5 separate regions of the Mus musculus genome follow, and regions 2, 3, 4 and 5 are each linked to region 1. Evidence: chromatin loops called from intact Hi-C (ENCODE). Cell type or tissue: left cerebral cortex. All regions are shown on one strand.

Region 1 (5,000 bases):
TACAGGGTGCAGAAGAAAACTTGATGAGTTTGAAGACAACTCCCTGAAAGGGTAATGTGAGGACCGACAAGAAAAAAAAGGCGAAGGAGGATGACGACCAGGGATCTTCCAGGTGTCTCAGGTCATCCACAGTGAAAGAGTATAAAATATGAATTACAAAACCACTTATGATGTAATAGCTCAGTGAATACGAAGCCTGATTCACTCTTCCTAGGGAGAGTCCATTACTGTTTGGGGGGGAGGTGGGCAGGACTGGGAGCTGGAGGAGAAATCTTAGAAATCATATTTCAGTGGCAACCGGAAGTAGAAAGAAAGGGATGTGGAAGTAGGGTGAGGCTGAAAAAATTGGCTTCCCCAGGGCACTTCTTCCAGCAAGGCTGAGCTCTCTCCCCAGACAGTGCCACAAACTGGGGGTTCAAGTACATATTCAAGTACATGAGCCCATGTGTGGTGCTACAGCAGTCTAGGATAAACACATACATTTATCCAAACAAGTTGACAGAAGACTGTGAATGTGTGGATATGACTGCACCCCACGTAAACCTCAACAGAGCTCCTTTTGGAAACACTAAGAGACTTCTGCATCGCTAGTGAGATGCTAAGCCATTCAACTTTGGAAAGAGTTAATCTCTGATAGCCTATGAGCTATCCCTTTGCTTTTTCACTTCTGGACATGTCTCCAACAGAAATGGAAACTCACAAAAAACTCACTCACGAATCTCCATAGTAATTTTATTCATCATAATAAAAAAAAAATGGCCTGACATCTAACTAAATAACCTGATGGATAGATACAGAATTTGTGTCATATTCAACCAAGAGAGTGTCACGGAACAATTAAAAAAAAAAAAAAAAGAATAACCACAGGCACAAGCAATGGATCTCAAAAACATTAGGATGGATTGCAAAATACCATTTACATTGAGCTTTCGAATAAGTTAGGTTAACTTATACCAAGGGGGCAGGGTGGTAAAATGGGCAGAGACTGTACTCAACCCAATATCCACCTAGTTGCTGGGAGTTACACTGTTTTACACTTTAATGGCCACGGTGGTTGTGTTCTCATCTACATTTATAAAATGTACGGAACGATAAGCGGTGAAATGATGTTAGTCGTACATTGCCAGGAACGGGCTTTAAAAATATGTCTTCATCTTGTTTATAAAATTTTGGCCTAATCACTTAAGGCTGGAATGCTAATGGGTGACATAGAGAAGTCAAGGAAGGGAGGCTTAAGGCAAGAGGTGGAGAATCCAGTTTCCCCTGCATCGGGATGCTGGTGTCGGTCAAGGTCTCCTTCAAGCTCTGCTGAACCTGGAATTGATCAGCCAACCCTGGGGGGTCAGGAGGGTGCGTCAGTTTCTAAAGCTTTCCTGGCTACTTCTGCCTTTGCTTCCAAGGAGCAAGAGTGTTGTTAGTCTTGTTTATCCTGGCCCTAGGGAGCTCAGTCCTTTTCCGAATGCCCTAGAAGGTGACTGGGGCACAGAGACCTTTTCTGAAGACGGGCAGTGCCTGCGATTATGAGAGATTTCTTTCAGAGGCACGTTCCTGAGGCCCAAGGGGTACACTGGTAAATACCGGAGACCTAGAAGGCGGAGGTGGAAGGTGACTGAGTTCCCTGAAGCCACTGAATACTTAAGCCTGTAAGATCATGGCGAGGCTGACAGCCCCAGGATGGGAGGGGCCCCACGTTGGAGCAGAGTGACCACCCATGCCAGTTCGCAGGGCCTGGGAGTGCCCACAGGGTCTGTAAGAATGCTTGGGTGGGGAGCCTGAAGTGTCAGAGGGTGGCGGTGTATTTGAGGGGTGCCCTGAGCAGCGAGCAACCTGGCCTCAGCAACGCCCTCTCTGCCAAGCTGCATGCGGTGATCCCGCTGTGGCGCTGCCTCACTGCGGCGCTGGTGAGCGGCGCCGCCTAGTGGCAGACTACGACAGCAGTGCCCCGGAGCGCCGGCCACTGCAAGAATAAGGTCTGGACCCTGCTGGAAGCGAGACCAGTTGCACTCCAAACTCCCCGTCTGATAATTGCATCTCACTAGAAGCGCAAAGCACAAAGGGCCTGGCGTTCTCTGATCTTCACTCCCGACTTCTGGAGCTGTTCTGGAGTTTCAAATGCCTTTTCCCAGTATGGGCCCACCCCACCCCACCCCACCCCACTCCCACCTCCATTTTTCTTCTGTAAGCTGGTGTTTGTGAAAGTTAAGAACATTCAGTCAAATGCTTGCCCCACCTGAGACTTCTAAGGTTTAGGGGCTGTATACATTTGAAATGCTGTACTGAGAAACCCACAGTGCAAAGAGAAGTTTAGGAGCCTGAACAGAAAACCTGTTCAAATAAGCTGCCCCATTTGGCTTTCAATTACACCCCTGGGACTCCAGTTCCCACACTGCGGGGAGGAGAGAGAGAGAGAGAGAGAGAGAGAGAGAGAGAGAGAGAGAGAGAGGACATATAGTGGAGCCAACTTTGGCTGGGGCTGCTCAGGAGGACGGCTCTTCTGGTCTCTGGGGTGTAGCAGTTCCCTCTCAGGGACCCGGGGCTGTATTTTGAGGTAGGAACGCCCTTCTGGGACTGGTTGACTGGTCTCTAAGGCCATTCTCCAGGCTTTGAATGGGCTGGTCTAAGCCAGTCCCGAAGGACGCCTAAGGGGCCCCCGCTAAGCCTAGACCCTACCCTTCTAGCCTTACTCCTGTTCTCCTTCAGGTTCCCTGATCAGGGGATTCTCAGAATGTGCACAGGTTTGCTCGCCTTTCTACCTTTGTTCACAACTTAGCTGTCCTCTCTCCCTACACTCTTGACCCTCGAAACCAGCCCTGGTCCCTTCTCTGATTTCCCAATGGAATCCACAGCACTTGGTCAAGTTCCTACCCTAGGTCAAAGTATACACGCTGCAAGGTCAGGAAATGTGTCATGGCGGGTTCTTGCACACACCAGCTACCAAACAAATAAAATGTGATTGACAACCGGAGGGGACCTCATTTATCGATGTGATGGTCCTGATGGCCTCACCATTCAGGAAGAAGCTCTGGGTGAGACTCCTCCCCTCGAGATAAGCCCCGCCCCTTGGGGGGCATGCTCAATCAACTGTCATCCCCCCTAGCTCCTCCGCCTTCTCATCCTTTGCCTAAGTCTTTGTCAACTAAAGAGAACCTTTTTCCTGACCCTGCATCTCTAAACCTCTGATCCATCAGCTCTGCCTCTTCTGGGCCTGTCCTCTCCACTTTTCCATCTCTAAGGCAGCCTTGGCTTTGCTGAGATATCATCTTTTCTCCTCTAGGGATCCGCTGTGGATGCTTCCTCCCTCTGACTGTATTCATCCCTCTTCCAACAGCCTGACAAGACTGAAGGGTCTCAGAGAGCATATTGGTTCACCTAGAATCACTCCCCATGGTGGAAGATTCTAGCACTTGCCTAAGTCTGCTCCTCTCCTCTCTGAGCACAGAGGATTATATTTCTCCATCTGTACAGCAGTTAGATAATGCCGTGAGACTAGTTCTGGCCAAGCGCCTGGGAGCAGAAAGACTATGCGCCTTCTGGCCAAAACACTTGCTTCCCATGGCGAGACCTTCTTAGCTTCCTTTCCTGCCTCATTAATTGTGGATTGATGAAACAGAGGTACCTCAAGTCCAAATAGCTGGCATTCTGAGCCACCCTTGGAAGCCACTGCCCTGGAGAGTCACCCAAACAAGCCACGGGCTTTGTGCAAACAAGAGATAAAGGTGTGTTGTGTCATGTGACTGAAGCCTAGCCAAGCCTATTTCTGGGTGGTTTGAGGAGTTCAGTAAATAAATGCATGGCTTGGCAAACTGTAGCGAACTATGTACATTTTATTATTGTTATCAAAGTGTAGCAGGTGCCTAAGGAGCAGAGACTTTGTCAAGGTAGAGAGCCCTGTGTCCTGTGGCCACCAAACAGGGCTGGGAATGGGTGTGGAGGTTGATAAATGGGCCGGGCCTGTCACGAGAGGAAGGCTTTCTCTCATTAATGATTTGCCAAGGGCTTGCCCAGGACCTGTTTACATATTTAATCACCGATGAAAGGTTAGCAAATCTGGCCTTCTTGGCAGGGAATGGACATTTTTACCTCCAATGTTTAGTCCCTGTGGCTGGGAAAGATAGGAATTTTTTTTCTTCTGGATTTGCAAGGATTACCCCCCCACACACACACACACACATACACATACCACTGCCAATCTCTCTGGGAAGCTGTAATACAATATTTTACTATCAAGTTGACAGTAATTCAGGACCCAGCTTAGCTGCATCTCTCCATCTTTGAAAGTGTTGAAGGCAAATACAACATGGCTTTGTTTCTTAAGCGAGAACATGATAAGCAGTTACCAGATGGGACATTTCCCCAAAGGTCTGTGCTTCAATCTCATGGCTCTGCTTCTCCAAGTTTTCTCCTCTCTGTCCCTTTTCTCCACGTCTGGTCTTTACCTTGTGGTACCCAGAGGGCTCACTGGATTTTGTTTGATGAATAGTTACAATGTTCTTGGGATGCTTGACTAGAATGTAAATAATTGAGACATCACCTGGTCTCCCAACCTCTATCACCCAACCTACACAACCCTAAAGAGATCCCTCCTCTTTCTTCTCACCAGCCAATGAACTTCAATGGGAAAAGAGGCGGGCTTCTCATTACCCAAGGCTTGCCCTAACTTCAGAATGACTTATAAGAAGAGAGGGGCTTGGGGCAGCCAGAAAGACCTGGGCTTTCTGTGAAAGCTCTCTGCTGGCTGCTTCCTTGATTTTGGAGTTCTCCTTTCTTTTTCTCTTTCTTTTTTTCTTTTTCTTTTTTCATTTTCATTTTCTTCCTTCCTTTTTTTTCTTTCTTTCTCTCTCTCTCTTTCTCTCTCTTTCTTTCTTTCTTTCCTTCCTCCTTCCCTCCCTCCCTCCCTTCTTTCTCTCTCTCTCTCTCTCTCTCTCTCTTTCTTTCTTTCTCTTTTTTTAAGACAAGGTCTCAATATGTAGCCCTGGCTGTCCTGGAACTCATCATGTAGA
Region 2 (5,000 bases), 120 kb before region 1:
GTCTTGGCCTTCATTTAAGTTATTGTGCTGGAGATACAGCCTCGGAGACTGTGCTGCTCTGGGGTGATGGCCCTTTCAAGGTTGCCCCATGTGGATTGGTAAGATGGCTCAGTGGGGAAAAGAGCCCGTGGCACAAGCTAGATGACCTGAGTTTAATCCCTAGATCTGACGGTCGGAGACAATATACTATACTATACTACACTGTGCTGCACTGTGCCAAGCTATGCTATATATGTGTTTTACAAGTTGCCACATGGAATTCTAGTGTGAGCAATGTGATTGTTGAGGTTTAGTGTGACAGAATCCAAGTTAATATTTCCCTTACCTGTATGCTCCAGAGAACACCAGTCTAGCTTTGTTTTTCTCCACTCCATCCTTAGACCCAGCTCAGACGTTGCTGGGGACTGCCAGCTACCATCTGCCTCGCATTCTCAGGGAAGAAGGGCCTTCCTAGGCGGCTTCTCCTTATGTGAATTCAAGTTCAGAGCCTCACTGGTTAAAAGCAAAGTTGGGGATGCCTGTAGGGCAGGAAAGTCACATGACAGCTTCTCTATCCTTGTGTGGAGCCCTCCCCGTGGGAGGCTCAGGAGCTGTGTAGGGAAGCAGGGATGGGAGGGATGGGGCACAGCATGCATGAGTCTAGCAGAACAATGAGCCTTGGCACAATTTATGTGATACTGAATTGCCCATTCAGGTTCCTTTCATTCTGCTAAACAGCTCATAAAAGTAAGAGTATTCTCAATGTCCTATATCTTTCTTCTCTCCCCAGGACTCCTGGAAGCCTGCACTTTCCACAAACATTAAAATCCAAGAGGTGGGTTGCCACTGTGGTGGAGACAGATGCTCCCTCCCGTGGCCCATGGGCTTCTCTTGGTCTTCATGCCCTGAGGGGTTGGGGCTAACTGGTGTAGTCTTCGCTGCTGTGCCTTACCACATACACAGAGCACAAAATAAAAACGACTGCTGACTTTATATTTCCCAAACTCCATTCTTTTCTAGATATTTTCACCAGGATTTCTTTGTACAATCTGACTAAATATCATATAAACTGAACCTTGTCTCCTGAGCTCAAGATTCAGGTAGTTGGGGCTGGAGAGATGGCTCAGAGGTTAAGAGCACAGGCTGCTCTCCCAGAGGTCCTGAGTTCAATTCCCAGCAACCACATGGTGGCTCACAGTTGTCTGTATCTCCAGTTCCATGGGATCCGATGCCTCTTTTGCTCCGCAAGATCCTGCATTCATGTGAGGCACATAAGCTCACACAACCACATACACATAAAATAAAAGATCAAAAATAAGAATCTTAGCCGGGCGTGGTGGCGCACGCCTTTAATCCCAGCACTTGGGAGGCAGGAGGATTTCTGAGTTCGAAGCGAGCCCGGTCTACAGAGTGAGTTCCAGGACAGCCAAGGCTACACAGAGAAACCCTGTCTCGAAAATACAAACAAAAAACAAAACAAAACAAAACAAAAAAACCCACAAACAAAAACAAAAAACAAAAAAACTGTATGACCACACACGTACGTATGTGCACATGTGCACATGCCAGAAAGAAGAATTTGTTACAAATAGATGCCCTAGTGAGTACTGAGAAAGTTGACAGAACTTGTATTAATTCATTGCGATGGAACAGCCATGGTCCAAAACCAAATCTGAATCAGCTTTGCGTAAAAAAAAAAAAATCTCCCTGCGAGCCCGACAATATTGCAAACAATTGGTTGTCAGTCCGTGGGCGAGGTTCTTTCTCACCAGTCAGCTAGACGTCATGGGCAGACGTCATGGGCAGGCGAGGGGAAGCTCTTCGAGTGCTGGTCGAAGAAGTGTTGGGAGCTTTGGTGTATAGGATGTGAGGGTGGGGAGGAGCTGCGGAGGGCGGGCATGTCTATGGCGCCCTCTAGTGTTACAGTCCTGTAGGCGGCAGGTATTCAGGCTAGCTTTGCAGTCCGCTAAGTCAGTAAGGGCCCATGCTAGGAAATCAGAAAGTTCCACCCTACAAGGCCTTGGCTAATTTGTACGAAATGAACATTAAAAAGAGTACTTTATAGAAGGATGGCTCAAGAGCTCAGCATTAACACTGACAGTGACTTTTAGACAGATTCCCTGTCTAATTTCTACCCCCATGCCTCCACTCCTCAGCCAACTTTCCTGGAAGGTTCAGGCTCTACGTCTCCTTCTCCCCATGTATTAGTAATAAGCAGTTGGCTGAACAAACAGAGACTAGTCATCGGCTCTACAGTCTCACCCTGACAGAAGTTGCTGCTACTCGCCAGCTTTTCCATGAGGGAGTCTACCCTCCTTTTCTTTCTTTCTTTCTTTCTTTCTTTCTTTCTTTCTTTCTTTCTTTCTTTCTTTCTTTCTTTTCTCTTTTCTCTCTTCTCTTTCTCTTTCTCTCTTTCTCTCTTTCTCTTTCTCTCCTCTCTCTCTTTCTCTCTCTCTTTCTCTTTCTCTCTTTCTTTCTCTCTTTCTCTCTCTTTCTTTCTTCCTTCCTTTCTTATTTGTTTGTTTTGTTTTGTTTTTCGAGACAGGCTGTGTAGCCCTGGCTGTCCTGGAACTCACTTTGTAGAGCAGGCTGGCCTCGAACTCAGAAATCCATCTGCCTCTGCCTCCCAAGTGCTGGGATTAAAGGCTTGCGCCACCACGCCCAACTACCCTCCCTTTCTTAGGATGGTTTTCCCTCTCTGACATGGTCATTCTCTTTGATTCCCATCTCTCTGTGTTCACTCATGACCTGAGCTTATCCTACCAATCTGGGTATCTTAAGAATTCTCCTCTGGACCCAGCGTTCCCCTCTCTTTTCAGATTCCCTTCTAGCAATGCCAACAACTTTGGGGTACTCATATTTATACTTGAGACCCAAGTCTCCAGCATCCTCCATCTACACCTCCTTATGTAAGGGTCTGAAAACCGCTGAAGGAAGACCCCAGACTCAGTATGCAAAAACAAAAGAGCATTTATTCTGCAGAGGCAGCCAGCATGAAGAGGTCAACCAGTCTTTGAAATGTCGAACCTAGATAAAGGCATGCAGGCCTTCTTAGAGGGGGCAGGAAACTCTCTGGAAGGATTAGGTAATGTAAGATTTCACTGGTGGGTTACAGGTGAGCTAGAGGTTACAGGTGGTCAGTGGTCTACATTCCTATGGATGAGTGTCCAACCATAAAATAGGGCTGTCCAGCACAGATCGCTCATTCTGAGATATTTCCCCGTTTTGTGGTTATCCCAGGCTGTTCTTTGGGAGGGGCTTTTATGATCTTGTTCTGGGTTTTATGGTCTGTTCCTAGAGCTGCTGTCTTATGGCCTAGTTTCTGATACTTAGAGTCTCTTCCCGAAGCTGGTGCCTTATGGCTTTTTTTTTTTTTTTTTTAATCAGGCCTGGTCCTCAAAATGAGGACAAACGGGGTTCATATTGTCCCTTCACTACAACCTGTGGATCTACAGTTTAGAATATTACAGAAATCAGAAACTCCACCAATCAAAGGCAGGGGCTACAGGAATAGCTCAGTGACATTACTTGCTCTGTTTGCTCCTCAGCATCACAAACTAAATAAAGCCAACGAACAAACAGACAAACCTAGAGGGAGCATCCATAACAGGACTTTCTAGGGCCCATCAACAGTACGATGACACAGCAACTTTTTTTTGGTTTTTCGAGACAGGGTTTCTCTGTGTAGCCCTGGCTGCCCTGGAACTCACTTTGTAGAGCAGGCTGGCCTCGAACTCAGAAATCCATCTGCCTCTGCCTCCCGAGTGCTGGGATTAAAGGCGTGCTTCACCACTGCCTGCCTCAAAACTTTTTTTCTGTGCCTCACATATACTAGGCAAGCCGCTCTTAGAATTTAGAGATGACTCAGCACTTATGAACATATGCCACTTTTGTAGAGGGTGTGGGGGATTCAGATCCTGGCATCTACACTATTGCAACCACCTGAAATTCAAACTCATGGGATCCAACACCTTCCTTTGGACTCTCTGGGTACTGCACTCACAGGCACAAAGTCATCCAGACACACATGCCCATACGTACATGCATAATTAAAACAAAATATTTTTAAAAATTTAAGTTATACTTTTTTTATAAAAAAGTATTGAAGACCCGAGGAGGGCCAGAGAAGCGGCTCAGCATCTGAGAGCATTTACAAACCTCAGGACTCACATGAGAGCCCACAGCCTGCACCCTCACATGTACAGACTCACACACACACCCCCCACGCCTACACATACATGCATCATTAAAATAAAATATTTACAAATCTCTCTAATTCCATTTCCAGAGGATCCAATGCCTCTTCTGACCTCTGTGGGTCCCTAAACCCACAAATGGTGCATGCGAACATCCGTATTTGTGTGTGTGTGCATTTTAAGACACGTTCTCATTTTATCCAAACTGGCCTCGAACTTGCTGTGCAGCCAATGATGCCCTTGAGCTCCTGACCCTTCTGCCTTCACCTCCCGAGTACTTAGGATTTCAGGGTTCATTACCACCCGTTCTTTTTTTGTTTAACTTAAGAAACCTTTATGCTGTCTTCCATAATGGCTGTAGTAAGCTACATTCCCACCAACAGTGTAACAGATTTCCCTTTCCTCTCAGCACTGTTTGGTATATTTCTGACTTTTTTAATAGTGACTATCTTAATGAGTATCAGGTAGTATCTCATAGCAGTTTCCATTTTCATTTTCTCACTGGCTAAAGACATTAAGCACACTTCACATTCCTCCTGATAGTTTGCAACATGTGGGAAAAAATGTCTCTTCAAGTCATTTTTTAAATATTAATTTTTATTTTGTGTATGTGTTTGTATACATATAGGTACGCAATTTTCTTTTTACATATGATGACAACAATCTTTCGTCCAACAACTTTTTTTTTGTTAGAAAGGATGGTTGTGAATAGCCCTGGGGCTAATTATATTTGATATTAATTCCATTCTCCTGTGAGGGGCTGCGAACAAGGAATGAGTCAGCACTCAGGTGATTTCCTGTAAACCTGCTTCCCACCTTAATTTG
Region 3 (5,000 bases), 210 kb before region 1:
GAGCGGTCGGAAGAGGGCGGTCCTTGGGCACGCTTTCCCGAGATGCTCTGGGGTCTGGGTTTGCGGCAACAGTTTCGGCTGCGGCGCAGCTCATCGTTCGTGGCGAGGGCCTGCGGGCGGCCGGACCGATCAGCCTTAAGTCCAGAACGTGCAGAAGTGGGGCGAGGGGGTCCAGTGGCGAGTTCTCCTGACGGTGCCGGGGCAGCGCATGAAGCTAATAGCGGCTTGTGGGTGGGAGGATGTTAAGAAAGTCAAGGTCTGACTCCCCAAAGTGGATGAACAATCAATCCTTACCAAAGCCAAAAACAGTAACGGAAAGAAGACTGGGTGATGAAAGGCACGCTAGATTATTGATTAGGTTATATTCACATTCAAGACTTTTAAAATATGTATTTCTAAGCCGAGCAGTGGTAGAGCACACCTTTAATCCCAGCACTTGGGAGGCAGAGGCAGGCGGATTTCTGAGTTGCCAGCCTGGTCTACAAAGTGAGTTCCAGGACAGCCAGGACTATATAGAGAAACCTGTCTTGAAACTCCACCCCCCCCCCCCCAAAAAAAAGTATTTCTAGATATCCTCTATCAGGTGTATAATTGGCAAAGATTTTCTCCCATCTGTATGCTTATTCATTTGATTAATTTTTCTTTGCTGTGCACAACCTTTTAACTTCACGCAATCCCATTTCATTTGTCCGTTGTTCGTATTATATCCTGAGCAACTAGGGCCCTATTCAGAAAGCCCTTGACTATTTTGGTTTCAGGATTTCAGTTCTGACATTAAGGTCTTTAATCCATTTGGAGTTGATATTTGTGTAACGCAAGAGAGATTAAGATCTAGTTTCCTTCTTTTATGTATGGCTATCCAATTTTCCCGGCACAGTTTATTACAGAAGTTGGTTTTTTTCTTTTCTGATGTGTACTTCCGGCATTTTGTGACAAAGAATCTTTACTTAGCCAAACCTGTAGTCTGACTACTGGTCGTTCTCCTTGTAAAAATCCAGTTAGATCCTGCCACCTTTGATAGCTCATGCCCTTTCTCATTTTTCACTGTCCCCAGGTAATATCTGACTATTCTGGCCTATCTACAGTAAGAAAACTCTTAGGTTCTAACCAAAACCCCATTCTTATGTTACCTCTTAAAAGTTGCTAAGGGTAGCCGGGGGCAGTGGTGGATCACGCCTTTAATCCCAGCACTCAGGAGGCAGAGACAGAGGCAGGCGGGATTTCTGAGTTCAAGACCAGCCTGGTCTACAAAGTGAGTTCCAGGACAGTCTGGGCTACACAGAGAAACCCTGTCTCGAAAAACAAACAAACAAACAAACAAACAAAAACAAAAAAAAGTTGCTAAGGGTAAATTATTGATAAAATGCTGAATTATTAGCCACCCCCAGCTTTATTTTATTTTATTTTATTTTTTGAGACAGAGTTTCTGCATAGCCTTGGCTGTCCTGGAACTCACTGTGTAGGACAGGTTGGCCTTGAACTCAAGAGATCTTGCCTTTGCCTCCCGGAATGCTGAGATTAAAGGTATGCCACCACGCCCAACACAAACTCTATTCTTTTAAGTACAATATATTTAGGGTTGCTGGTCACTGTAGTGATTATAATGGTCCTGCTTTAAAGGTATCATTAACTTTTTTCATTTACAGGATATCGATAACACTGGCGCAGAGGTAAATGCCCACTAGGGAAAAGAAGGGAAATACTTAGTATTGGAGGTAAGGGTCTGAGGATGTAGCTCAGTTGGTAGAGCACTTGCCTAGCATAAAAGTCCCTGGGTTCCATCTTCAGGGCCATATAACACTGGTTGCATCCTAGCTAAGCAGGAGGTATCTTGGGATACATGAGACCCTGCAGTGCCTTGAAGAAATTATTAGAGCTGTGAAAAAGAAGCCACAGTTGATGTCTAAAATGCAGTTCTGTCCTGAAGTTGTCATCATATCTGTAGGATACTTGATAGGTCACCAAGGACTGAGGAGAGTCAGGGCAAGAACTAAAGCAGAGGCCAAAGACAACCAGGCTTACACCCACTGCTTGCTCAAGCCTGCTTTCTTAGATCACCTAGGATCACCTCCCCTGGGGTGGCACCACCCACAATGGTCTGGGCCCTCCCACATCAATCACTAATCAAGAAAATGCCCTTCAGAGCAGTCTATAGGCGATCTGATAAATGACCATGGTATATGTTTATGCATTTAACACAGTATATTTTTACTTTGATTATGTGTGTTTGTGCACATGAATGTAATGCCCATAGAAGCCAGGAGGTGGCATCAAATCTCCAGAGCTGGAGTTACAGGCAGTTGGGAGCTGTCTAACATGGAAACAAAACTTGGGTCCTCTGGAAGAGTAGCAAATTCTCTTCACCACTGACGCACCTCTGCAGCCCCACCACAACATACATTTTATTGAGGCGTGTGTTATGTATGTTCACATGTGTGCAGGTACACATGTGTGCTCAAGTATATGACAGTCAGGTGCCAGCCCCAGCTGTTATTCCTCAGGTATCACCCACCTTGATGTTTTTTTTTTTCTTTTTTTAGTTGAAAAGGGCTCGTTTGTTTTACTTAAAGGGTTTTATATTTAAATTCCCAGCATTTCAAGTGAATATGTATAAATACAAGAGAGCTTAGCAAACAGCCTCTATTGCTACAGAGCTAACTTGAAGTGGCCTAGCAGCTATGAAAGCTGATAGCTTCAGCTAGCTGGAAAGTACAGCCTACCGACAGTGTGAGTTCCAGGGAGAGGGCTCTAAAGTAGAATGCCAACATCACATGTAGATTGTTCCCGGCTGTGTTTAAGTAGATCGTGTAAGGAGACACTCTGAGAAAAAAGTGGCTTCCTTGCCAAAAAATGTAGGGGGCTACATTGTTAGAAAAGCCAATTGTATCTAGGTCCTAAAAAGAAGAGAAACCTAAGAGGCTTTTGAGTCATGGCCATGAGAGCCTATATATGGAGGAAAGATGGAGGAGTATAGGACTCTTCTGGGCTGAGTAGGCGCCATCAAGTGAGATATATTCCCATTCCAGAAACAATGGCTTCAATGTCTGTTGTTTCAGGATTCTGGAGTTAATATTCTACCTTTATCCTTACCACCAACATCGTTCGTTCTCTCTCTCTCTCTCTCTCTCTCTCTCTCTCTCTCTCCCTCCCTCTCCCTCTTTCCTCCCTCTTTCTCTCTCCCTCTTTGGTTTTCTGTGATTCTGTTTCACTCTATGGCCAGGCTGGGTTGGAACTCATTATGTAGCCCAGGCTGGCCTAGTGCCTGTGCTGTTCCTCCTATCTCAGCCTAGCAAATGCTTGGATTGTAGCAATGAGTCATCACAACTGGTCCATGCTTCTTTCATGGATGACTGTCTTGTTACTTGAAGGAGACTTACAATGGCTCCAAAGGGTCAGAGTCCACAGTGGTCGGGGCAGCATAGCAGCTGGCAGCTTCCTCAGCTCTTGAACTACAAACACAAGGCAGAGCAAACTGCAAGTAGGCAAGTCGTTTCGTTTGAGTCTTAAACTCCAACCCCAGTGATCTGCTTTGTCCAAGCGCGACTGCACTGACTTGGGTCGGAGAGTCATTCTTCAGTAACATGGTCCTAAGCGGGAGATGGACATTAGATAAGAAGATAGAGAGAAAATCTGGGGTCGGGAGGTCTCATGCGAGCTATGTCTTAGGACAAGCAACTACAGCATCTCAGACACCATTTTGAGAGAAGAAATGGGACTAAGTCAGCAGAAACTGTCCTACGAAGGGACGAAGTCAACAGGAAGGTAATCAAACAGTGTTGCACAAGGGGAGCAAGGGGTATCTCAAGAACATTACAGACCGGGTACACAGTGGCCTTGGACTGATAACCATAGCCCCACACGCTGGGAAGAGAACAGAAGCTACAGATCCCCACCCAAAAGCCCTGGCCCAGGGCCATTACTGGGTCTGCCAAGCAGGTTCATTCTCCGTACATCAGAGCCTCAGGAAAAGACTCCGTTGATCTGACCATCAACAGAGCATTACCTAAACCTCCCCAAAACAGCACCGATGTTTTAGGATTTCTATTTTTGTGGTTAAACACCATGACCAAAAGCACCTTGAAGAAGAGACATTTATTTAATTCTACAGCTTGTAACCCATTCATGGATGTCAGGGCAAGAATTCAAGGCAGGAACCTGGAGGCAGAAACTGATGCAGGAGCCACGGAGAGGCACCACTTACTGCTTAGTCCTTATGATTCACACAGGCTGTTCTCTTGTAGCACCCGGGACCACCTTCCCAAGGGACCCCCATTGAACTGGGCCCTCCCATATCAATCATCAATCAAGAAGAACATGGACCTCAGGCCAATCTGGTGAAGGCATTATCTCAATTGAGGTTCTTTGTTCCCAATTAACAACTCTGATTTGTCTCAACTTGACCTAAAACTAGCCAGCACCTGCACCCCATCACCTGAAGACAAATTGTTCAAATGCCCAAGACTTTGGGGGTATTTCTCACTCAAGCCACCACATCCCTCTTACAGACCTCTGGACAGTGTTACCAACTAGCAAGTGTTTCTTTGCTCTTACATACCTTGGGACAGTGTTACCAACTAGCAAGTGTTTCTTTGCTCTTACATACCTCTGGACAGTGTTACCAACTAGCAAGTGTTTCTTTGCTCTTACAGACCTCAAGACAGTGTTACCAACTAGCAAGTGTTTCTTTGCTCTTACAGACCTCTGGACAGGGTTACCAACTACCAAGTGTTTCTTTGCTCTTACAGACCTCAAGACAGTGTTACCAACTACCAAGTGTTTCTTTGCTCTTACAGACCTCAAGACAGTGTTACCAACTAGCAAGTGTTTCTTTGCTCTTACAGACCTCTGGACAGTGTTACCAACTAGCAAGTGTTTCTTTGCTCTTACAGACCTCTGGACAGGGTTACCAACTACCAAGTGTTTCTTTGCTCTTACAGACCTCAAGACAGTGTTACCAACTAGCAAGTGTTTCTTTGCTCTCACATACCTTGGGACAGTGT
Region 4 (5,000 bases), 78 kb after region 1:
TAGCAGTGAAGCTAAACGAAGAACCAAGAGACCTACAGGAGAACAGCCAACTGGCTTTGGACAAGAGCGCGGAGACAGGTTAGGAGAGAAGAGACGTGGCACAAGAACATCTAGAGGTAAAAACAGACAAGGCTTTGACCCGGTCCTCACCTCTACACAGAACAACTCGAAAGGCAATAGATTTATGATTCAGTGAAGCAAGCCTTCTTAGATGTAGCACCAAGAGGAGGACCCAAACTGCTGAAGGCTGATATATGTAAGCCAGACATGGCAGTACATACTTAGTACCCCAGCGATTCAGAGATAGAAATCAAGAGGATCAGGAATTCCAGGACAACCTGAGCTACACAGTGAGTAGTGGGTAATCTGCCTCCGTGAGCTTAAAAACAAACAAACAAACAAACAAAGGCTGGAGTTGTATATAGCAGTAAACAAGAAACCCTGTCTCAAACAATGTGAATGTTGAGGACCAACACCTAAGGTCCTTTGACTACTGTGTGCTCACATGTGAGCAGGTGTATACACACACACACACACACACACACACACACACACACACACACACACACAGACCAATAATTGGAATTCATCAAAATTAAGTATTTTCTCTATAAAACCATTTTAAATGATTAAAAAAAATAAAAAACCAACCTACAGATTCAAAGACAAAATCTGCAGACCAAATAACCCAACAAAGGACTTATAACTGGAGTGCCCAGTGAGCTCTTAAAGCTACACAACATTAAAGGAAAACGACAACATGAAGGGGCGATGATCACATGAAAAGAAGCTCAATCTTCCTCTCTCCAGCCACAAGGACAACATGAACGAGACACAAAGAGGTGGTGCCGCATGTCTATTAGAATTTTTACAAAAAAAGAGTGGTAATGTCAAAAGCTGACCAACTGCTAAGCAGCTGACACCCGTGTAAGGTGAGACGACCCTTCCAGGAAAGAGTTAGGAAGATCCTTTTTAAAAAAGTATCATTGTTCAGGGCTGGTGAGGTGGCTCAGTGGGTAAGAGCACTGACTGCTCTTCCGAAGGAAGGTCCTGAGTTCAAATCTCTGCAACCACCCATAATGAGACCTGACACCCTCTTCTGGTGTGTCTGAAGTCAGCTACAGTGTACTTATTTATAATAATAAATAAATCTTTTTTTAAAAAAAAAGTATCATTGTTCAACAACCACACCACCCAGCAACACTCCACGGCATTCACCCTAGAGAAATTACGAGCTATGTCCACACAGAAGCCTGTACGTCACCACTCTTGTGGATTTATCTGAACTAGTCCCAAGTGGGAAATGAGCCAAACGTTCTTCCATAAGTGAACATGTGTAAACGAAGCACAGCACATCCACACCTTGGCGTAGTACTCAGCCGTTAAAGGAACCAGCACCTGATCTGTGTCACAGCTTAGACGGACTGGAACGCAAATACGTTATTCTGCATGAAGACGGCTGGTTTTTCAAAAGGTCGCCTGTTACATGCTTCCCTGTATGTAACAGCCTTGAAATAATACAATCCTGGAGATGGACACTAGACAGTGCTGGGGGTTAGGGACAGTGGTCAGAGGATGAGACTCTCAACGAGCAGGCACAAGGCACTTCTCTGCGGTGGGTGGTGAAACACACCTGTATCCTCAGATGGGTGGTGTCTGCACAAATCTACCTGTGATAAAGCAGTACAGGACCGGACTGTACGTGCACGAGATAGCAGTGGTGATTTCCTGCTTTTTTGATATCCTTCGTCATTACTGTTGTCATATAGCATGGAACCCTGAGGGTGAGTGGGTGTAGGATACACAGGACCTCTAAGACCAGCTTTGTTGAGAATCTGTTATCGTTTCAAACTGAAAACCATTTTCTAAAAGACTCTAAACAAATAAAGCTGTGCCTGGAACTAAGCAACACAAGTGACTTTCTCATGGGGCCACTGTGAGAGAGCCCCCAGTGATGGTGACCCATGTAGAGCATGAAGAAGGGCAAACTCATACACCCCATTTCTTCATTTCTTCACAGCATTCCTTGAGAAAACCATCTCTAGAGAGTCTAAAAATAATAAACAGAGAGCAATCCTCTATCCCCTATCCTCTATCTACACAGCGCTGAGTCTCCCTATCCTTGCCTTCTTGGTACCTCCCTCCCCATCCTTGGGATTGGGCACATAGTAGACACTGTGCACCCAGTGTCTCTACAGACAAAAAGGTGGTTACAACCAATTCAAGGGTGGGAAGGGGAGAACGAGGAGGGTCAGAGACCTCTAACTTTCCCCTACAAACACCGTTTGTCTCAAATTACATGCTGAGACAAGAGAAGATAGGAGAAGCGTGCCCTCATCCCAACAGCCCAGGCTGGGTCTCCTAGCTTGGAAAAAGAGAAAGTCCTGTCACAATCAGGACAGATGAAAGGGACTCTGCACCCTCAGAAATGTTAACTTGCTCTCATTTGTTCTGTGTTGGGAGATGAAAAGCTATAGAGGGCTTAGAACATCATCCCAGAGAGGAATCCCAGTATTCTAATACCAGAGAACTCATTAGTCCTCATCCTTCCTTCCCTGCCTTCTGATAAACTTGCCAAGCCAGCCTCCTGAGAACAGATCACTGTTCTGAAGTCTATGGAAATGCGCCCCCTGGAGGGAGGTGGGCGAGCCACCGTTAGCTCTTCTCTGATTCAGGGAGTCCAGTGGGAGTGTTTTCCTGGGGATGGATTAGATTGTTGGCATGCTGCCCTGGATTTTGGAAACTAAGAAGTGGCACTCAAGATGCCTCACTAGGGCTGAGGGGGTCAAAGGCCTCAGAAGAACCTCGACTTAGCTCCACGATGGTGTTTCACTTTAGGGAGCTTCAGATTAGTCTGAGGCTGCCAGGAGAAGTCAGGAGCAGAGCCTACCTCCTCCCAGGGTCTCCGAGGGAACCTGCTTTTAATTTAGAGTCCTGGGCCTGTACTAGACTAATTGACAGTGATGTTTGAGCAGGTTCTGAGATTCCTAAGAATCTTCTTGCAAACCAAACCTCAAGAGATGTCTCCTGGGGGCTGGAGAGATGGCTCCATGGTTAAGAGCACTGACTGCTCTTCCAGAGGTCCTGAGTTCAATTTTCAGCAACCACATGGTGGCTCACAACCATCTGTAATGGGATCCAATGCCCTCTTCTGGTGTGTCTGAAGAGAGCAATGGTGTACTCATATAGACAAAATAAATAAATCTTGAGAGAGAGAGGTCTCCTGCAGGAGGAGATATATAAATCTTCACCCCACAGGGCCTGGGAGGTGACTCAGTGGTAGAATGCTCTCTTATATGGCTCATGGCTTGGGATTCAACAGCACCACAAAATAAACCAGAAGCAAAACACTTCCCAACCTATAAAGTGCTTGCCGCATGCGCAGGAGGATCCCGGTTCTAGCCTTAGTACCTGTGTAAGAATGACATTACCCAGACACAGAGTGGGTTTGACCCTAGCAGTAGGTAGAGACAGGGGAGCCCTAGGGATCCATGGCTAGGGATCCATGGCTTAGTTGACCATAGTCAGTGAGCTTCAGGCCATTTAAAACCCTTTCTCAAAGGAGATGGAAGCTGTCCCTAAGGCTGATACTGTAGATTGTCCTCTGGCCTCCACATAGCTGCACATCAACTTGTTACACACACACACACACACACACACACACACACACACACACACACACACACACACAGGCTATGTAAAAATTCCCCTGGCTGCATGGTGGTGCCTCACACCTTTAATTCCAGCACCGTTTCATGTAATAATAATAATAATGATGATAATAATAATAATAATAATAAATAGGTGCAAGGCTCTTTCATGGAGCCTTGTGAAGAGAGAAGAGGCAGGAGTGGGTCAGCATTGGGGATTCATGTCTGGGTCCCCTCTGTACCCACTTCTGAATGTCTTCTGGTCCTGGAGAAAGTACTGTTAAGTGATGGCTGTGTTGTCGCCAGTTATAGAGCCAGCGTAGACGATAGTGCTCATGAGGACAGTACTTTGTGCCATAGCTGTTCCTGCTTCTCCCTGCCTCCCTTCCTGGTCCATGAAGAATTGATTGCCTTACCAGTGAGGTTGGTAATGTTATCCTCTGCTAGAGTTGTAAAGCAGATGGGATGTGCGTGCAAGATCCTCAAGGTCTGTACATTCATAGAGCTCAATTACTGTTAGCTATTATTTGTTATTATTATGGACATTGTGATTAATATTATTAACTGTCATTGATAACTAATAACTGCATCATGGAACTAATGGGACAATGGTTTCTTTTTTCTCTCTTCCTTCCTTCCTTCCTTTCTTCCTTTCTCTCTCTCTCTCTCTCTCTCTCTCTCTCTCTCTCTCTCTTTTTCTTTCTTTCTTTCACAGGTCTCATGTAGCCCAGGCTGTCTCCAGCTTACTCTATAGCCAGTGATAACTTAAGCTTCTAGTTCTCCTGCCTTTATCTCCTGGATGCTAAGATTACAAGACCACCACACCCAGTTTTTTTCTAATTTTTATTTTGAGTTTTTAAAATCTATCTTTTAATCATTTTTAAAGATTTTTAACAACTTTTGTCCAATATTATAGTTTGATCATGTTTTTTCTCCCCCTACTCCTCCCAGGTCCTCTCCACCTCACCAACCACTCAACTTTATGCTTTCTCTCTCTCTTTCAAACAAAACAAAACAAAACAGCACTCATCTATGACCATACCACCCTGAATGCACCCAATCTCGTCTGATCTTGGAAGCTAAGTAGGGTAAGGCTTGGTTACTACTGGGAGACCAGAGGGTGCTGTAGGCTTTAAAATAAATAAATAAATAAATAAATAAATAAATAAATCTCACAAAAATCAAAACAAAACAAAACAATAAGCTAAAAATGCCCAAGCTAAACAAAAAGCCCACAACAAACAAACAAACAAACAAACAAACAAAAATGGGTTTTGTTTTATCTTGGCCAGCTACCCCGGGGATACGGGTCTGCTCTGAAGTGTGGTTTGATATTCACAGGGACACTCC
Region 5 (5,000 bases), 53 kb before region 1:
ACAAACAGGCATGTGCCTGGGAGTCCTCTGTCAGTCTAGAAGCCCCGTGATCCCCTCACACAGCTGTGCCTTCTCTGCCTGTATTGCGTGATGTCTTCTCTGAAGGAAACGGAGGTGTAGTCTACTGTTATACGTGGCCCCGAACCTGGCAATGCTAATTTATTCTTTTGCGCTGGCAAACGGCACTCACTGACTATGAAAAATAGCAGCCACTTTATTTTACACATGCAAAGAATATTAAGAAGCACAGATTTCCTCCCAACGGTTATCTTCCTTTGAGTGTGGCATTACACAGTATCGACAGGGGTGTCGACGGTGGCGTACTTGCATTCCTCTGCACAGACCTTCCACCAGCACATCCGAGCAAGAAGATCTCTGAGCAAGATATTCCCTACGGCACTTGTTGAAATCTTCTTAGCTCTGTGCATTTATTATGAAATATAAATTTGCATCCACATTCTGACAAGATACAGCAATAAAGTCTACCGGAGGAAATCTGCATGGCAATTAGCATAAATTGACGCCAGCATTTATTTCTTCAGGGGAAGAGAATGAAAAGGCAAGTATGTGCGTGCGTCTTCTTTTTGAGCCCGGCCGGCCGGCGCTGGAGAGAAGCATCCGTAAATGGCAGAAAGCAGCTGGGCATGACAAGCCCCTGACAATGACTCTGCTGTTCTCTCAGGCACAGCCAACCACCAGACCGAAGTATCTGGGTAAAGTTATGCAAATTAGCATGCAAATGAGCCTGGTAAACTTAAAGACTCAGCCAAGAAAGTGGTTGCTTTGTAGAGAGGAGCTCACAGCCTCTTGGGAACAGGTAGGGCCGGGTCACTGCCAGCCAATGACAGCTGCTCAGTTAGTGCCCTGGAGGAGGAGATGCTGGCTCCCAAGGTCACAGGGCAGGCACCTGGCTTTTCAAGGTCACAATCTGTCCCGTGGTTACTTTCTTCTCTATGAAGAATGGCTGTCCAATTTGTAATCGTGTGTGTACGTGTACAATAACATATATTCATATACATACGTGCATACATGTAATTGGCTCTGTTCATCATAATACTAATACAGAAAACACCTTGCTACCTGGTCCCTGGGTGGTCATGGTGCTCACATCATGAGAAGTATCACTGTGGTCAACCAAGTCTTTGCCCATTCACCCTCCCCTCCAGTAGTGTCTGAGCCTGTGAAAAACAGTGTTAGTGACGTGGTCCCTAGGGTGTGTGGGCCAGACAAGCCAGCGACTGATGGCTGCTGGAGTGGGCAGGAAGGCCACCGGAAGACAAGAGTGGAGCCGATAGGAGAGGAGGAGGATTTGATGCAGCCACAGCGGAGAGAGGCACGAGTGCACGCAGAAGCTTTATTCAGTATTCAGGAAAGGCTGGCGTATATGTGTGTGTGTGTGTGTGTGCGCACTGCATAAATGTGTGTGTGCTGGTGTGTGCCATGTGTATGCATATGTATGTGTGCGTGTGTGTGCACAGGCACGTGTGAGAGTGTATGTGTGTGCACATGTATGTATCTGCATGTGAGTGTATGTGTGTACAAGCATATATGTATTCACCTTGAAGAGGAAGCATCGCTTGTCAGGTAAGAGGCCAGTTACCGCACTGTGTCAGGGAGAAGTCTCTGTGGCCACGGCAAGAGCACGTAATCAGGACAAGGCAGGAGACAGAAATAAAAATCCAAGGCTTCAGGCACCACGTGAGGTGACGTGACTAGGAGCCTCTCCCCGAGTGCAGATGCATACAGATGCATACAGATGCATACAGATGCATACAGATGCATGCTGCGTCCACTTCAAGGGCCCAGATGAGAATCCACACCTATCCATCCACCTTATCTACTCAGATCTCATGAAGAGGGCGGCCAGATGGAAATCTTGAAGCCCTATGACAAAGAGCATCTGAGGCCACTAGAAGCCAACAGCAAGGAGAATGCCCTCCCCCCAACCCCCAAAAGCTCAGGGCTCTCTTGTATGTGTTCCACCCTCAGGCCCCCAGGAAGGTGAGGACAGAATACACTCCTGTTCCTTTGAAGCTACTCAGTGTGTGGTAATTTGCTGTGGCGGCGGCCCCAAGACTGAGTGTGGGAAGCCTCAGGGCAGAACAGACTGCCATGGCTCGAGGATCAGCTGCCGGCAAGAGATCTCAGGAGATCTGAGCCTGCCAGAAAGACCAGCATTTGCTTCTTAGGAACCCCCTTCAGAGTCTGAAACACCTTCCCATCTCACAAGTGTCCTCTGAGAAGAGCCCTCCTGGCCTGTGGGCGCCTCTCTCCCTGAGGCAGCCCATTAGATCTGTGCTGTTCTAACTTGGTGTGGATGACAGGAGGGGCCATGGGTCCTCAGTGTTAAGTTCTTACCACCTCTCAGTTCTCTAAGACGCTAAGGCCTGAGCTGCCAGCTTTGCAGGCTGGAAAGAGCACCCTGGAGAGCCTCGGCCAGGAGTGACCTTCAGAGGACCACACCTCCCTTTAGCAGGGCTCCTTCACACAGCTGACCCTCCCAGGGCCCACAGGGGTTTCCTGGGTATGTGCTGGTATGGGTGGGGGAGCGCACAGCAAGAACCACCTCTTATTACAAGATATGCCCAGATTTTTTTTTTCCCTAGATAGAGTTTTAAGAAAACCTCGTTAGCATTTCTTCTAGGCTCTGCCCAACAGTTACCTAGGAACAGCCAGGTATGAGCCCAGCTGGCTATAAAAAGACTGTGTGACCTCTCTTCCCGCTTCTGTCCTCTCCTCCTTTCTCTCTCCCTGCATGTTCTCTGCTGGCCTCTTCCCTTCTTTCTCTCCTCTCTTTCTGTTCTTCTCTGTCCTCTTTCTCTGCCTCCACCCCCTCTCCACAGCCTCCTCTCATGCCCCAAATAAACTTCATTTTATACTAGACCCATTGTCTGGCTGGTACCTTGGTGGGGGTACCTCAACATGGGCCCGCTAAGGCACCCACTTCCGCCGCATCATGCTACCACATTACAAAACATACTACCTCTTAGCTGGGGTTTTACATGAAGGAATCACCACAGACAAAATTTCCTCTGCTTGAGACTTGGTTTTCCACCAAGTGAAAACTGTATAAGTGAATCAGTTTGTATGGTGTGATTAGGCAGGGCGGTGAGAGACTAGAGTACATGTGTTAGCGGAGAATAAGGGGTGTGTGTGTGTGTGTGTGTGTGTGTGTGTATGTGTGTAACTGCCAGGTAAGTAGAGAACGAAGACATGCTTCTCAAAGGTCCCCCAGGGCTGTAGAAGTGCCAGCTCACCAGGGCCACAAACAGAACCTTCTGAGAGGTTCAGCTGAGGACCCCAGCCTACCATACTCAGGGCCGCATGGTGGCCCTTTGGGGCCTCTTGCACACTCAGCTCTACATCAAGGTGGCACTGGCCGTGGCTGAGGATAGGCCCTGCCCTCTGTGCCCCGCTGAGGGTGGGCCAGGCTGCCTTCTGCTACCTTCTGTCAGGCCATGTACTACAGCACACAGCTGTCTTTTGTCAGGATGAGTGAATGGGAGGGGAGCACAGGGTCTGGAGCCATGAGGAGAGAGAGGGAACACTGTCCTGGGAGCTGACTGAGTGGGCCTAGACTCTGCCATGCTGTACTGCTGCTGGGACAGACAGGATATTGGTGGGAGGGTGACAAGCACGGCTCCTGTGCAGTGGGACAGCCTGAGAGAAAATACATTTCATCTTCTCGGGTCCCTGGGGACTTATCTATTTCCCATACACCTCTGCTGCTATGCTCAGAAAAAGAAAATAAACAAAGTCTGTCCTCCTCCATCTCCAGAGGATTAACAAGCAATCATGTGTCTGTGTGTGTGTATGTCTGTGTGTGTGTGTGTGTGTGTGTGTGTGTTTGTGTATCTGTGTGTCTTTGTGTATATATGTCTGTGTGTGTGTATCTTTGTGTTTATGCATATGTCTTTGTTTGTATGTGTGTGTCTGTGTATGTATCTGTGTGTATGTCTTTGTGTGTGAGTTTGTGTGTGTCTGTGTGTCTGTGTATGTCTTTGTGTGTACCTATGTGTGTATATGTATGTGTGTGTATGTCTTTGTGTATCTGTGTATTTATGTCTTTGTGTGTATATGTGAGTGTATATATGTGTCTGTGTGTATATGTGTGTGTATGTCTTTGTGTGTCTGTGTGTATATGTCTTTGTGTGTTTATATATATGTCTTTGTATGTGTATATGTGTGTGTGTATGTCTTTGTGTGTGTGTGTGTGTGTGTGTGTGTGTGTATGAATGACGGAGAGAAGCAGAGCCCAGCCTCTCAGCCTAATTACTGCTCTAAAGGGCTTAAGGAAAGGATTTCCACCTGGTGATGTAAAGAAACCGAGTCAGACAATTCTCCCACGCATGGGGAGAGCGGCATCGGATCTGTTCTGTGATCTCCGTTGACTCACCATGACAGTGGTCCTGGGAGGCGCTCAGTCTGATGGCACCAGTCAACTGAGGCAAGCAGCCATTACTGTGCCCGTAGGTACCTGTGGCACCATCTTCAGCCAGGCCTTGTACAGTGATGTCTCCAAGAAGATCCTGGACTTGGCACATCCCAAAACACAGGTGAGAACCAGAAGGGCAGAGGAGTAGCCCTAGACTTGAGGGGCCCAACTAGCTTTCAGGATCACACGCTACAGCCAAAGGCTCATGGGAACTGATGCAAGAGGTGGGGCTCTGTTCTCAGGGCAAACATTTGCCACGCTTCAGGCATTGGAAGAATTTTCAGAGCAGAGCGAGCGGAGCTGGGACAGTGACAGGAGCTGATGTCCAGGCTAGGCCATCGCCAGCCACCACACAGTGACAGGAACAAGTAAAGCCTGATTTGAGTGACAAGCGTCAGGCAATGAGGGTGACAGTGGGAAGAAGGGAGATAAAATTTCAAAGGTAATTTGTCCACTGCTGCTAAGAATCTCAATGCGGTGCCATAGGAAAAACAGGAAGATCGCTAAAAAAAAATCAAGCAGTAGTCAGAAATAGCCAGAGATCACTGTCATTCTTAGCTACCCA

The links. A loop is a pair of places that touch in the nucleus more often than their neighbours do. Peaks named below come from ENCODE experiments on the same cell type or tissue, not always from the same donor. Only the 100,000 strongest peaks of a DNase experiment are listed, where the experiment ranks them.
Region 2: a loop joins it to region 1, with 2.7 times the contacts of the local background. A loop is called at or near these places in 7 of 42 quality-filtered maps.
Region 3: it touches region 1 in a loop (8-fold over the local background); 20 of 42 quality-filtered maps call a loop at or near these places.
Region 4: a loop joins it to region 1, with 2.7 times the contacts of the local background. A loop is called at or near these places in 9 of 42 quality-filtered maps.
Region 5: it touches region 1 in a loop (2.2-fold over the local background); 2 of 42 quality-filtered maps call a loop at or near these places.

Annotation. Positions count from the first base shown.
Region 1 is chr9:103,089,257-103,094,256 of GRCm38, reverse strand. It overlaps a transcript of Slco2a1 not described here. Among named protein-coding and RNA genes, the nearest start is that of Rab6b, 20 kb to the left of the region's middle. In left cerebral cortex, a CTCF peak has its summit at 1,925 (motif pointing left); DNase peaks (open chromatin) are centred at 129, 453, 1,877 and 3,534; H3K4me3 peaks cover 484 bases; H3K27ac peaks cover 408 bases.
Region 2 is chr9:103,204,848-103,209,847 of GRCm38, reverse strand. It overlaps Trf (transferrin), which reads left to right. Exons shown (of 17, transcript NM_133977.2): 17 at 770-972. The coding sequence ends at 804. Among named protein-coding and RNA genes, the nearest start is that of Srprb, 5.3 kb to the right of the region's middle. In left cerebral cortex, a CTCF peak has its summit at 1,917 (motif pointing left); a DNase peak (open chromatin) is centred at 1,823; H3K4me3 peaks cover 292 bases.
Region 3 is chr9:103,300,131-103,305,130 of GRCm38, reverse strand. No RefSeq gene overlaps it. Among named protein-coding and RNA genes, the nearest start is that of Topbp1, 2.7 kb to the left of the region's middle. In left cerebral cortex, a CTCF peak has its summit at 2,255 (motif pointing right); DNase peaks (open chromatin) are centred at 4 and 2,261; H3K4me3 peaks cover 608 bases; H3K27ac peaks cover 489 bases.
Region 4 is chr9:103,011,199-103,016,198 of GRCm38, reverse strand. All of the region lies in intron 1 of Slco2a1 (solute carrier organic anion transporter family, member 2a1), which reads right to left. Among named protein-coding and RNA genes, the nearest start is that of Slco2a1, 5.2 kb to the right of the region's middle. In left cerebral cortex, a CTCF peak has its summit at 2,637 (motif pointing left); a DNase peak (open chromatin) is centred at 2,644.
Region 5 is chr9:103,142,632-103,147,631 of GRCm38, reverse strand. All of the region lies in intron 2 of Rab6b (RAB6B, member RAS oncogene family), which reads right to left. Among named protein-coding and RNA genes, the nearest start is that of Gm51658, 12 kb to the right of the region's middle. In left cerebral cortex, no CTCF peak of the experiment used is centred here; DNase peaks (open chromatin) are centred at 2,061, 2,879, 3,021, 4,859 and 4 more places; H3K27ac peaks cover 2,657 bases.